Regions from separate parts of the Homo sapiens genome. Here region 1 is linked to region 2. A link is an interaction called in ENCODE POLR2A ChIA-PET data of the cell type or tissue named here. Cell type or tissue: A673. All regions are shown on one strand. Links, peaks and the distances in the headings refer to the core of each region. The heading gives the core; the rest is flanking DNA.

The links. ChIA-PET counts read pairs that join two places held together with the same protein. Peaks named below come from ENCODE experiments on the same cell type or tissue, not always from the same donor. Only the 100,000 strongest peaks of a DNase experiment are listed, where the experiment ranks them.
Region 1: POLR2A ChIA-PET joins it to region 2 with 9 read pairs; 2 of 35 experiments call an interaction of 5 or more read pairs at or near these places.

What each region holds. Positions count from the first base shown.
Region 1 is chr17:17,827,385-17,831,769 of GRCh38, reverse strand. All of the region lies in intron 1 of SREBF1 (sterol regulatory element binding transcription factor 1), which reads left to right. Among named protein-coding and RNA genes, the nearest start is that of SREBF1, 7.4 kb to the left of the region's middle. RefSeq lists enhancers at 1-653, 654-1,402, 3,180-3,901, 3,902-4,385. In A673, for the core only: a CTCF peak has its summit at 3,861 (motif pointing right); no DNase peak of the experiment used is centred there; H3K27ac peaks cover 3,458 bases.
Region 2 is chr17:16,289,084-16,293,468 of GRCh38, reverse strand. The region is part of intron 2 of PIGL (phosphatidylinositol glycan anchor biosynthesis class L); the gene reads right to left. Among named protein-coding and RNA genes, the nearest start is that of MIR1288, 9.3 kb to the right of the region's middle. In A673, for the core only: no CTCF peak of the experiment used is centred there; no DNase peak of the experiment used is centred there.

The sequences.
Region 1 (4,385 bases), core at 286-4,285, 1.5 Mb before region 2:
ACCAAGACCTCAGGTGAGCCTGTCTCCTTCTGGGCCTCAGAGTACCTTGCAGCTGTCGGGGGAGGATGGATCAGGAGATGGCCCTGTACCTGTGTTGGGGATTATTGTTAAGCCCGTGGCAGTCTTCACCTCCCTGCTGAGGATTAATTTATCCAATTTTGCACAAGCTTATGAGTGCAGAAGAGGCAGACGGAAACAGAGTTCTGGCCAAGAGCCTGGAACAGGGCCTCGGGGTCTCTTTCCTATGCCTGGACCCCGTCATGTCTGCTCTTTGTCTGTCGGACCCCAGATGTCTGCCAAGCCCCGTCAGAGGCTGCTTCCCAGAAAGCCCTTCTGGGTGTCACCTTGCCCCGAGCAGTGCGTTCTCAGAGTTCTCCCGCCCTGATGTCCCTCCCAGCATGCCCAGCCCAGCCACAACAGGGCCTTGCTTCTAGTCATGTGTCTGGCTGTTTGCTGGGTCCAGGCCAGCCCTGGTAGGGCACAATGGGGGCCCGCTCTGCCACCCCATACCTCTCCCCAGGATATCTCATGCCCCAGTTCTCTCCCTAGTTCCACCAAGCACTGGCACTCCTTAGAAAACACAGCTCTAGACTAGTTACTGCCCTAGCTTACAGCACAGAACTCCCCTGGTCTCCAACCATTCATGGCTCCCTAGTGCTCCAAGATAAAGTTCCCTTGTCTCAGCCGGGTTGGGAGTTACCTTCTGCCCAACATTCACCTAGCTGGACACAAACATCCTGAGTGACCCGGTCAGCTCCAGGCAGGAGTCACTGCCAGCAGAGGCCTGGGATCTGGACTTTGCCTGCTGACAGGTGGAGCCCAGGCCGGCCAGAGGAAGTGCCTCTGACCTTGTCTCCTAGCAGCCACGGGCCATGTGGACATGCCTTTTGACCCTGGGCACTGACAGTGTGTGACAGCCTGCACCATGTGCTCCACAGGGGCGGCTGTGTGTGTCGGGGGTGAGGTGGGGAAAGCCTTAACTGGCTCAGGGGTGAGAGGTCAGGGAGCCATTGAGACTGGCTCCAGGTGTGGGTCCCCTGCTGGGTTGGGGCTTGTGGGAGGTGGGACGGGGCTGGGGGTCCATCCCCCTAGGGGGAATTTGTGGCCTACCCCGAACCCTGTTTGAGCTCCTTTCCTAACTGACTCCCCGTCCCTGCACCTGTCTCCCAGCAGGCCTTGCCTCTGCATGCTGCCCCTGCCAGGCTCTGGGGTCCCTGTGCTCCCTGCAGCTAGAAGGCTGGGATCAGGGGTCTTAACAAGCAGCCCTACTGTATGACCTTGGACAAGTCCAAGAACCTTCAGGTTCTTAACAATGTAAAGGGAGCAGTACTAAAAGCAGCTTCTTGGAATTGTGGGGATCCGATGAGTGAAGGCTTAAGCAGTGCATGGCACATAGTAGGCCCTGAACCAATGCCAGTTAGTGTTATTATTATCACCATTTAGCCAGATGCAGTGGCTCACGCCTATAATCTTATTGACTTTAGAGGCTGAGGTTGGAGGATTGCTTGAGACCAGGAGTTCAAGACCAGCCTGGGCAACATAGCAAGGCCCTGTTTGTTTTAGAGAAAACAAACAAATCACCATTTAGAGCACCTAACCAGTACCTGGCACGCGATAGGTTTAGCTCAACAAATGTTAGCAGCAATTACCCAAGGAGCCTGTGCTGGAAGTTTCTAGGATGTACCAGGCTATGGTTCCAAGTTCTGAGCATCTACCATGTGGTGGTCTGGAGTTGGTGAGAGACAGGATGGGGCTGACTAGGCCAGTGGGGAGCACCCCCCGCCATGGGGAACAAGCACCCTATCCTTGGCTTCCATGGAAGATAATTGATGCTGGGCACAGTGGCTCACGCCTGTAATCCCAGCACTTTGGGAGGCTGAGGCAGGGGGATCGCTTGAGTCTGGGAGTTCAAGACCAGCCTGGGCAACATTGTGAGACCCAAACTAAAAAAATTAGCTTGGCATGGTGGAGTGTGCCTGTCGTCCCAGCTACTCAGGAGGCTGAGGCTAAAGCTGGAGGATTGCTTGAGCCCAGGAGGTTGAGGCTGCAGTGAGCCATGATCATACCACTACACTCCAGCCTGGGCAACATAGTGAGGCCCTGTCTCAAAACAAACAAACAAAAAGAACCTGCTGAGGAAGCAGTGTTTCTGGCTGGGGGAGGACGGGCAGAGTGGCCATCTGGCCACAGATGGCGGTTTCTGTGCAAAACACATCAAGGCAGCCTTGGAAATGTGAGTGAAAGCACCTTCAAAGTTCTGGTCACAGCCTTGGGACTAAGCAAAGCCACCAAAAGTACATAAAAGACAATGACCATCACCCAGTGCCGGTGATGCTAGAAGGAAAGGGAATACGTTGTAGGGAAGGTTGTAAAGGGCTTTATCTTTTCCAGACTGGAGCCTGGCAGCTCGAAAACATCTTGCTGCCTTCATATGAGCTTTAAAACAAGCTGCAGAGAAACAACTCAAGAGGGAGAAATATATATATATATGTGTGTGTGTGTGTATGTGTGAGTGTGTGTGTGTGTGTGTATACATATATATATATATATATATATATATATATTTTTTTTTTTTTTTAAGATGGAGTCTCGTTCTGTCACCAGGCTGGAGTGCAGTGGTACAATCTCGGCTCACTGCAACCTCCGCCTCCTGGGTTCAAATGATTCTCCTGCGTCAGCCTCCCAAGCAGCTGGGACTATAGGCACATACCACCACGCCCAGCTAATTTTTGTATTTTTAGTAGAGGCTGGATTTCACCATGTTGGCCAGGATGGTTTTGATCTCCTGACCTCGTGATCTGCCTGCCTTAGCCTCCCAAAGTGTTGGGATTACAGGCGTGAGCCAGTTTGTTTTTAGAGACGGGGTCTTGCTCTGTCACCCAGGCTGGAATACCATGGCACAATCACAGCTCGCTGCAATGTTGAACTCCCGGGTTCAAGGGATCCTCCCACCTCAGCCTCCAGAGTAATGGAGACTACAGGCTCATGCCACCATGCCCAGCTATTTTTAAAACTTTGTAGAGATGGGGCCTTGCTACATTGCCCAGGCTGGTCTTGAACTCCTGGGCTCAAGTGATCTGCCTGCCTTTGCCTCCCAAAGTGCTGTTATTACAGGTGTGAGCCCCTGCGCCTAACCTTAGCACTGCCATTTTGACTGAAAACAGGTGCCCAGCAGCAGGGGCTACTCCCAGAATTGCCACTGCATCAGGCCCGTGGGTTGTTTTCAGCTGCCAGTGATAAGTATGTGCCCTGGGCCACCTCTCGGACAAGGTGTCTGAATTGGTGCCGACCAGCATCACATGTAATTGCCATCTCGCAGGTGCTGCTGAGGGTAATTCCGCACACCTGTAGCTCCGGGAAGAGCCTAGTGGGGAGGAGGAAACGTGGCTCTGAGGTTTATAGGGTCAGACGGTCAGTATGTTGGGAGCTGGCATGTGGAGGGGCACAGACAAGGGAAGAATGGGAGGTGGCATCAGAGCAAGTTTTGATGGAGGAATAGGAATTCACCAGGTGGAAAGGGCATTCCTGGTGGAGGGAACAGCCTGGCCTTCAATAGCTTGTGGTGTTCAGAAAGCAGGCAGGGAAAGGGAGGCCCAGGGAGACACCAGTTAGGGGATGGGGGTGGAGGCAGACGAGGGTGGAGGAAGCCATGGCTGGAGTCTGCACGGCCTCTGACTGGGGTCCCTGCTGTGGTCAGCCCTGTGCTGGGTGAGGCTGGGGTCACAGCTGGTTCAGGCCCTGACAGGAGGGGCCCCCAGCTGAGGCCCAGCCTCTAATTTGGCAGGGCAGGTGGATAGGTCTGGGGGGGTGGTGGTTAGGAAGCCTCCAGGAGGAGGCAGTGCCGGAGCTGAGCCTTAAAGAGCTTCGTGTTGTCCTCTCTGTCTTTGCACTCTGCACACACTCACTGAACTGCGACAAATGAGGATAGCTGGTCAGGGCAGAGGCAGGCCGGAGTTGGGGCTCACTGCTGTCCCCCACAGGCTGGGGCTGAAGGGCAGGCTCTGGGGCCGCAGAATGGGGTTTGTGTACCAGATTCTTCATATGGCAGCTGTGGGACTTTGGGCACGAGGCCTCCGTCTGAGCCTTAGTTTCCTCAAGAGGACCTGCGCCCAGGTGCACCTGGGGCTCCAGCCATGGGTGCGTCCCATTCCGGGAAGAGCTGGCACACACTTGTGCCCCCGGGGCAGCCATGAGTGCACAAAGGGCAGCCTGTGCCACTGCTGGATACACGACCAGCTGAGAACACGAGGACCGCCGACTCCAGTTAGGAGGATCAAGGAAGTGCCTGGTGGGAGCAGAACAGCAGGTGGGGTGCAGCCCAGCTCCCTGGAGGGATGGTGGGCACCCATCCTCACCCTGCTGCCTCCATTAGCAGGCCGAGAGGG
Region 2 (4,385 bases), core at 271-4,270:
GCAACCTCCGCCTCCTGGCTTCACGCCATTCTCCTGCCTCAGCCACCCGAGTAGCTGGGACTACAGGCGCCCGCCACCACACCCGGCTAAGTTTGTTTTTGGATTTTTAGTAGAGACGGGGTTTCACCGTGTTAGCCAGGATGGACTGGATCTCCTGACCTCGTGATCCACCCACCTTGGCCTTCCAAAGTGCTGGGATTACAGGCGTGAGCCACTGCGCCAGGCCGAAAGATTGCAATTTTATAAAACAGATTATGGGTTAAAAAGTGTATACATTGGGCAAAAGGGCAAAATATCCTAATGGGGCCCCTTCCCCTCAATATAGGAAAATATAAAATTTGATGCTGGGAAATTTCAAACAGATAAATGTAGAAAAAACTCCTTTTAGACTAACTATCTGAGTTGTTCTTTGCCTAAAGTTCAACCCTAATCAGCTCAAGGCCTGGGTCCAAGCATAGTTTCTGTCTTCTCTAATATAGTAACAATTCTACCCTAGATAAACATGTAAGTCAGTTTTTGGATGCTTCCTTAAGAGACAGTTGGTGAATGATAGTTGCCCCAGTTTTCTTTGTCTAGTCCCTCTTGCTGATAACTAGAACAGGAGAAGCCCTCTTGGTCTGTGAAGTAATCTTAGGTATGAAGCCAGACAGAGTAGAGTAATGAAAAAGGAGGAAACCAAGCTGCAAGGACTCTGGGGAGTGAGCCATCACACGGTCCCAGATAGCATCCCTCCTCCTACCACAGTTATTGTGGGTCATCTGCTATTTGCAGCAAAGCCAAATTCTCATTTATAGATGCCATAATTTTTTAAAGCCTCCCTATCATCAATTATTTAGGTTGTTTCCAATTTTTTAGTATTGTAAAAAGGTTGTAATGAGCATCCTTATCCATAACTCTGTATGCCTCTCTCAATATTTCTTTGTGATAAAATCATAAATGTAACTTCTGAGTCAATGGTGAAATGAAAAGCACATGCGTGGATCTCTCTTGTAAGAACTCTGCTATGAAGAGTAGATGGAAAGTGTGTTAACTTGCAAGGCATACAGCATCAAAGGAGTGTTTTTTTTTTTTTAAAGAGAAAGATTTGTACATTTTATAGGCTGAAACGAAAAACTAATAAGTACAATTTATATTAAGAGCTCCATTCCAGCCGGGCACATTGGTGCTGGCACTTTAGGAGGCTGAGGCGGGTGGATCACCTGACATCAGGAAATCGAGACCAGCCTGGCCAACACGGTGAAGCACATCTCTACTAAAAATCAAAAAATTAGCTGGGTGTGGTGGTGCGTGCCTGTAATCCCAGCTACTCAGGAGGCTGAGGCAGGAAGATCGCTTGAACCTGGGAGATGGAGGTTGCAGTGAGCCGAGATCATGTCACTGTACTCCAGCCTGGGTGACAGAGCAAGGCTCCATCTCAAAAAAAAAAAAAAAAAAAAGAGCTCCATTACTTTGAAAAATCTAAGGTGTTTTAATATTATCTACTTTTTAATCCTTTTTTAATTTTATAGCCATGGGGTCTTGCTATGTTGCCCAGGCTAGTCTTAAACTCCTGGTATCAAGTGATCCTCCTGCCTCAGCCCTATTTTCTTTTTTCTTTTTTTTTTGAGATTGAGTCTCACTCTCTTGCCCAGGCTGGAGTACAGTGGCACAATCTCAGCTCACTGCAACCTCCGCCTCCCAGATTCAAGTGATTCTTCTGCTTCAGCCTCCCGAGTAGCTGGGATTACAGGCACCCGCCATCATGCCTGGCTAATTTTTGTACTTTCGTAGAGAAGGGGTTTCACCATGTTGGCCAGGCTGGTCTCGAACTCCTGACCTCAGGTGACCCGCCCTCCTCTGCCTCCCAAAGTGCTGGGATTACAGGTGTGAGCCACTGCGCCCAGCCAAGTCCTATTTTCTTATCCTTGTAAGCTCCCTGAAAAATCCATATAATTTCTTTCTTTCTTTTTTTTTTTTTTTTTTGAGCCAGAGTCTCGCTCTGTTGCCCAGGCTATAGTGCAGTGGCACAATCTCAGCTCACTGCAAACTTCATCTCCTGAGTTCAAGCGATTCTCCTACTTCAGCCTCCTGAGTAGCTGGGACTACAGGTGCCCGCCACCACGCTCGACTAATTTTTGTATTTTTAATGAAAATGGGGTTTCACCATGTTGGCCAGGCTGTTCTCAAACTCCCGACCTCAAGTGATCCGCCCGCCTCAGCCTCCAAAGTGCTGGGATTACAGGCGCGAGCCACCACGCCCAGCCCCATATAATTTACTTCTTTTCACAGTTGGAAAGAACTGGTTAAAAGAGATTTACTTAGTACACATGGACTTATACAAGCACTAATGGGGCTGAGAATATAAAAGAATGCACATATGGTAAAGACCACAATTTTATCTTGTTAACTGACTCTCCTTGGAAATTACTTGTATGTAATTCAAAATCAATTTGAAAGCAGAAGTCAAGCCTCAAATAGTAGTCAAGCTTTACACTTAAAGAATATCTGGGGGCCACGTGTGGTGGCTCACACCTGTAATCTCAGCACTCTGGGAGGCCAAAGTGGGAGGATCACTTGAGCACAGGAGTTCAAGACCAGCCTGGGCAACATAGTGAGACCCTGTCTCAACAAATTAAAAAAAAAATTAGCTGAGAGTGGTGGCATGTGTGTGGTCCCAGCTACTTGGGAGGCTGAGGCAGGAGGATTGCCAGAGCCCCAGAGGTTAAGGCTCCAGTGAGCTGTGATCGCACCACTGTACTGCAACCTGGGTGAGAAACAGCAACAACAACAACAACAAAAAAGTCTGGGCTGGGCGCAGTAGCTCATGCCTGTAATCCTAGGACTTTGGGAGGCCAAGGAGGGAGAATTGCTTGGGCCAGGGCTTCAAGACCATTCTGAGCTACATCTCTACAAAAAATAAATTTAAAAAATTAGCCAGGTCAGTGGCATGCACCTGTAGTCCTAACTACTTGGGAGGCTGAGGCATAAGGATCACTTGAGCCTGGGAGATCAAGACTGCAGTGAACCATAACCACACCACTGCACCTGCAGCCTGGGCAGCAGAATGAGACCCTGTCTCAAAAGAGAGAGAAGGGAAGAGGAGTGGAGGAAGGGGAGATGAGGGGAGGGGAGGGGACAGATCACTCTTGTAATCCCAGGAGGGTGGATCACTTGAGGTCAAGAGCTCGAGACCAGCCTGGCCAACATGTGGAAACCCCATTTCTAATAAAAATACAATAATTAGCCGGGTGTGGTGGCGCATGCCTGTAGTCCCAGCTACTCGGGAGGCTGAGGCAGGAGAATCCCTTGAACCCAGGAGGCGGAGGTTGCAGTGAGCAACTGCATTCCAGCCTGGGCAACAGAGCAAGTCTCCGTCTCAAAAAAAAAAAATTAAAAAAAAGAGAAAAAAAAGAAGGCCGGGTGCTGTAGCTCACACCTGTAATCCCAGCACTTTGGGAGGCCAAGGTGGGCGGATCACCTGAGGTTGAGAGTTTGAGACCAGCCTGACCAACATGGAGAAACCCCATCTCTACTAAAAACACAAAATTAGCCGGGCTTAGTGGTGGGCGCCTGTAATCCCAGCTACTTGGGAGGGTGAGGCAGGAGAATCGCTTTAACCCAGGAGGTGGAGGTTGCAGTGAGCCAAGATCGTGCCACTGCACTCCAGCCTGGACAACAAGAGCGAAACTCTGTCTTTAAAAAAAGAAAAGAAAAGTCTGGCATTGCCCTGCCTATGTGACATAGGCATGAACCAGGCAATGGATTTGCTCCAGCAAAAGACAGGTATTCTGGCGCAATTCCCTTGCTACTTATGACTTTTCAAATCCAGACCTTTGCAGCTCTACAGGGAATGGTCATAAAGTTACTGAGCTTAGAGTTCCTAGAAACTTCCTTTCATTTTAAGCAAGGTCCTTTGTGACTTTTACTGCAATTTTAATCAAAGAGTATGGAAATTTCTCGGATGCTGATGTGCGTGGGTAAGTTTGCAAAGATGTAAAGCTGAGTTAAGTCTGCCTAAAACAGATGGATATGGAGGACTGAAGCCAAGTTTCCAGCCAGGTTTTATCCAAGTAAAGGAGAGATGACAAATCTGAAGAATGGAGTTGGATGAGATAGCATCATATACTGCTGGTGCAGGACGAAGATAACTAGAGATTGCATCAGGCAGTTGCTGAATCCTCCTTTGTTGACATACTGCTCTCCTTTCAGAATTCTAGTCCATAGGGTTTATCTCACCTGGCCCTCTCAGCTCAGAAATGATAAAAGGCAAGCTGTGAAATATCTGGTAAGGTTGTACCTTGCACCTAAACCTTCGAATACAGAGACCTGTGGTCTTTGCACTCCATCACTTTACATCTCAAATCAGAATTCCAGTCCATACAGTTTATCTCACCTGACCTTCTCAG